2 separate regions of the Homo sapiens genome follow, and region 2 is linked to region 1. The links are chromatin loops, found by intact Hi-C in ENCODE. Cell type or tissue: heart left ventricle. All regions are shown on one strand. Region 1 holds the start of PDE2A-AS2 (PDE2A antisense RNA 2). Region 2 overlaps STARD10 (StAR related lipid transfer domain containing 10).

Region 1 (2,500 bases):
AGCTGAGGGACCACAAATGTAAGAAAGGTGTGCAGACAGACCCAGGATGGTGGGGATGGGATCTAGATCCGAATCACTGGATGGCAAGCATGAATGGGGGATGCCCCACCAGGGTGGAGCACCAAGGCCAGCCAAAAAGTGGGGAAGGGCTTAGGCAGGGACACCTCAGGGCAGCGTGATGTGGGCTAAGGCAGGCTCTTCCCATGACCCACACCATTGGTCCACCCAGCCCCATGCAGCTCCCCAGTGACAAATCATTTGGTGGCCAGATTGAATGACGTGAGCAGGATTTGGGGCTTATCTTGTCTCACCAGAGCTAGCTCCATGAGCAGGGCAAGCAGTCCTCTCCACACCACCACCCTAAGATTTCTGGAGGCACCGAATCAGGGCCAGCGGAGTCCAGGGAGAGTGGGGTAGTGACAGGAGCTGCACAAGATAGGGCAGTGCCACCGCCCCTCCCCAAGGCTGGAGGTGTGCCTGGGGAAGAGCAGAACACCAGCTTGAGCCCAGGCAATCTCTAGTCTGAGGGAGGAGACCCAGCTTTGGGCTGGGTAAATCCCAAATCAGAGACGGGAGGTATGGCTCTGGTTTCAAGCATCTAAGGAGGACTGGAGCCCTCCCCTTGGGCAGCCCCCAGTCTGCAGGGTCATGGGGGTGGGAAGCTGTTCCAAGGGCCTGTGCAGTGGTTATATAGTTGGCAGGTGGGTACCCCTGTGGGCTTCTGATGGAACAGAAGTAAGGAGAGTGGGGAGAGAAGCCAGTCTTCCCTTCCCTCCTGAGTGAGCCCACCCCCTCCTCCAGGTTCACCGACGAGGACGAGCATGTGATCCAGCACTGCTTCCACTACACCAGCACCGTGCTCACCAGCACCCTGGCCTTCCAGAAGGAACAGAAACTCAAGTGTGAGTGCCAGGTGAGTGACCTGCCTTCAGCCTCTCTCGGGCACCGACTCGCTCAGTTTTCAGCCCCGAGAGCCATTCAGAAGGGAAATGCCCATGTCTTTCTGGACTGGTGGCAGCCCTTCCCCAGGTGGCTCCATAACCTCATAACTTGAAGGCTTGCAGTTGTTCAGGACCCGCGCCACTGCCCGCAGGCACTGTATGTGATCGCCCTCTAGTGTTCAATTTGGGCACTACAGCAACACCTAGGCAGCTAGAGCTGGCGTGAAGGCGGCTGAGACACTCAGGAGACTCCTCACCTGCACCGGGGCTATTCCCTCACTCCTTCACTTAGTAGCCAAATGATATAATTAGACACTGACAGTTTCTGGCTTGTCCAGTGAGCCCTAGGGAAGGAAGGAGAAGACCCGGGTGCTGTTGGAGGCAGGAGGTTGGATAGGGTGACCCCTACACCCCGACCCCCCTATGATCTCCATTTCCTTCATTCCAGGCTCTTCTCCAAGTGGCAAAGAACCTCTTCACCCACCTGGGTGAGTGCACTGTTCTCTCTGCCTGGCTGTGTGTGGGCATGGGGGCTGGCATTTGCAGAGGAGAGGCGGGAGGTCTTGGCAGCCTGGTCTCACCCTGCCTGGTCTTCTCCCTTCCCCAGATGACGTCTCTGTCCTGCTCCAGGAGATCATCACGGAGGCCAGAAACCTCAGCAACGCAGAGATGTGAGTGACTCTACCCAGGGGACAGGGCGAGAGAGGCTGTGGCCTTCAGTCCCCATCATCTCCTTTCCTGCCCCACCCACTTCCCTTTCTCTGCCTTCTGCGGGACTTCATCACCTTTTGAGGGATCCTTTATTTCATGCCTGTCTCCCTCGCTAGACTGTAGGCTCCAATACAGCAGGGACAGGGCTGGCTTTGGATCCTCAGCTCCTATCACAGTGCCTGGCACATAGTAGGTGCTTCCAAAAAAAAAAAAAAACAAAACACTTGAATGGACACGTTTCTGGAGCCAGCCAGCCCTGAGCAGAGTGTCTTACCTTGGAGCACTCCTCCCAGGCCTCGGAAATCCGGCCTTTGCCTCCTTATGGGACGTGAGGGCGATCAGAGGGGGTTGTCAGGCCCCAGAGGACCAAACCCCTCCCTCCACAGCTGCTCTGTGTTCCTGCTGGATCAGAATGAGCTGGTGGCCAAGGTGTTCGACGGGGGCGTGGTGGATGATGAGGTGAGAGGGTGTGGAGGGAGTATGTGGCCCTAGGGGTGTCCGGGAGTCCGCCGGCGGCGCTGGGGAGCGGCCCGAGGTTTAACAGTCCCCTCTGTGGCCGGGTCACTAACTTCTTCCTCTCGACTCCATCTCTGCTCCGGCAGAGCTATGAGATCCGCATCCCGGCCGATCAGGGCATCGCGGGACACGTGGCGACCACGGGCCAGATCCTGAACATCCCTGACGCATATGCCCATCCGCTTTTCTACCGCGGCGTGGACGACAGCACCGGCTTCCGCACGCGCAACATCCTCTGCTTCCCCATCAAGAACGAGAACCAGGGTGCGCGTGGCGGCCCGGGCGGAGGGGCGGGGCCTGCGCCGGGCGGGGCGGGTCCGAGCGAGCGGGGG
Region 2 (2,500 bases), 190 kb before region 1:
GGGGAAAGCAGCTCAGACTACGTGTTGGGCTTGAGACAGCCCCACCCCTCCTGGTGCCTCCCTTCATCCCCTCTGGCATGCTTGGACTGGCCTTGATGCCCTGGGGCCCCTGGAGACTCAAAAGTATGGGCAGCAGAGGGTACCATGCCAATCACAGTAGATTCCTTTCACCTGTCTTTAAAGAGAGCCTGGGGCAGGTGGCACGGGGCAGGTGGCACAGGGCAGCTGGAGCTGTTCTCTGGGGCTTTAGCATAACCATTGCCTTCCTGCCCCTCAGCCTGGGCTCCCTGAAGGCAGGTACTTGCCACCTCTGATGCTTCTCTGGAATCCTATGTCCTGGGGTCAGTGAGCAATGTCTGCACATATATACTGCCTCCTGCTGCCTAATGGGAAGTAGGGGGTGACTGCCACCTCTGCTCTCCCCTTTGGTGCCTGAGCCATTTACTCATCCTTGGGTTTTGTTACCACCTCCATCTCCCCCGGCTTCCTGAGATCCCCTCCACCATCTCCTGCCCCTGCCTGCCGTCTTTGGACCCTGCCAGAGTGGCTGGGGCCTGGTACTTTGCCAGAGAGGTGATGAGTCTTGAGGTAGAGGCCTGATAGCCAGAAGGATGGAGTTCCCTTGTGTGTCTCCACTTGCATACATGCATGCATTCATTCATTGCTTCAGTATGTTTATTGAGGACATACTATGTTCCAAGGATTGTGTCATATCTAGGAATTTAGGGGCAAACCACACAGATCAGACCCTGCTGTCATGGGTTTTACATCCTGAACGGGTGACGAGCAAAATAGAAGCAAACAACTAAATAAGACACCAGATGATGGTTGTGCATAAGGACGAGATAACGTGATAGGGATTGAGGATTCTGTTGGGGCCTTCGTGTGTGGAGCTGAATTGTGGGTGACTGTGTGTGTGATGTGGCCCTTAGTCTGGCAGACACTGAGCTCCTCAGGGGCAGGTGCTGGGTTTCCCATCTCCCCCCTTCCTACCCACGTGACAGCCCCGGGACAGGGGCCTGACAGGGTCAGTCAATCTGTGTTGAAGGTATGTGCGCCTGTGCCTGTGAGTGAGACTCTGTGTGTGTTTCTGTGTCTGGCGTTACTCTGTGTGTGTGAGTCACACCCCCTCACTGCAGAAGCAGAGTTGTCTGTGATCCAATTATGTCTCCTCAGCTGTCTCCTGGCAGCTCCCGCCCCTGGCTCAGCTCTGACTGTGCTGTGGTTTCCCCTTCTGAAGCCCCCTGTCCTGCCTCCAGGGGCCCCAGGGCATCAAGGCCAGTCCAAGCATGCCAGAGGGGATAGAGGGAGGTACCAAGAGGGGTGCAGCCACCTCAAGCCTGTCTCTGGGTCTCAAGGTCTTCCCTTTGGGGTGTGTTTTCTATCCATCTCTGTTCCCCTGTCCCTTAATGGTTACTGGCTGTGTCCTTAATGTCTCTACTGGTGACTTTGTTCCTGTGTCTTAAGGTTACTCTGTCCTTAATATTTATACTGGTCATGTTGTTCCTGTCCCGGTTGTTTATTCATTCAACAAACCTCTTCTCATGCCTCCCACCCATCCTGCCAGCCACCTGGAGATATCAGACCTGGGTCCTGCTCTTAAGAGACTCAAGGCCTCATGGGGAGACACATGGAGACAGTGACAGCCTTTTGTGAGCAGTGTGGGGACAGAGACATATACTCAGGCTGAGTGAGTATATGACTGGCAGCATGGTTGGGGGACGGTACAGGGGCTTCTCCAGGAGCTGGTGTTTGGATGGGGCCTCAGGGGACCAGCAGGATAAAGCAACAAGCTGAGAAAGTCTTGGTGAGTTGGTCAGGGAGGTAGGCTCCCCTGTGGCAGGGGTTCAGGGATAACAGTGAGGAAAAGAAGAGGCAGAACCAGGGTGGGGAGGACATTTTGGAGTTTAGATTTTATCCTGATGGCAGAGAAAGAGAGAGAGAGAGATAGACAGACAGACAGACAGCAGAAGCTTTCAGGCTGGGAAGAGCCATTACCAGCTCTGGGTTTTAAAAAGCTCCCTGGCCACAGAGGACAGAGAAGAGGATGTGGCTACAGGGGTCCAAGTAAGGATGGTGAGGCCTGTCTGGGCAGTGAAGAGGGGCTGCTGGGAAGGTTGTGGCCGAGTGGAATCCAACGGGCAGAGTTGGCTAGAGGTTGAGAGTAAGAGCATAAGGGACAAGTCCAGAGCCATGCCCACTATGACAACGCTGGGCACAGGGAGAACCATGCCCCCTATGGCAGCGCCAGGCACAGGGAGAACCGTGCCCACTGTGGCTATGGCAGCACTGGGCACAGGGAGAGCCATGCCCACTATGGCAGCACCGGGCACAGGGAGAACCGTGCCCACTATGGCAGCACCGGGCACAGGGGAGCCATGCCCACTATGGCTATGGCAGCGCTGTGCACAGGGAGAACCATGCCCCCTATGGCAGCACCGGGCACAGGGAGAACCATGCCCACTATGGCAGTGCCAGGCACAGGGAGAACCGTGACTGC

What was found. A loop is a pair of places that touch in the nucleus more often than their neighbours do. Peaks named below come from ENCODE experiments on the same cell type or tissue, not always from the same donor. Only the 100,000 strongest peaks of a DNase experiment are listed, where the experiment ranks them.
Region 2: it touches region 1 in a loop (6-fold over the local background); 2 of 110 quality-filtered maps call a loop at or near these places.

The regions. Positions count from the first base shown.
Region 1 is chr11:72,584,483-72,586,982 of GRCh38, reverse strand. PDE2A (phosphodiesterase 2A) reads left to right here. Exons shown (of 31, transcript NM_002599.5): 14 at 802-913; 15 at 1,390-1,429; 16 at 1,549-1,612; 17 at 2,039-2,111; 18 at 2,255-2,432. PDE2A-AS2 (PDE2A antisense RNA 2) reads right to left here and starts at 2,377. Exons shown (of 2, transcript XR_001748291.2): 1 at 1,927-2,377. RefSeq lists silencers at 1,107-1,206, 2,437-2,500 and enhancers at 1,649-2,170, 2,171-2,500. In heart left ventricle, a CTCF peak has its summit at 1,098 (motif pointing left); DNase peaks (open chromatin) are centred at 1,112 and 2,432; H3K4me3 peaks cover 285 bases; H3K27me3 peaks cover 1,686 bases.
Region 2 is chr11:72,772,112-72,774,611 of GRCh38, reverse strand. The region is part of intron 2 of STARD10 (StAR related lipid transfer domain containing 10); the gene reads left to right. Among named protein-coding and RNA genes, the nearest start is that of MIR4692, 10 kb to the left of the region's middle. In heart left ventricle, no CTCF peak of the experiment used is centred here; a DNase peak (open chromatin) is centred at 1,199; H3K27ac peaks cover 831 bases.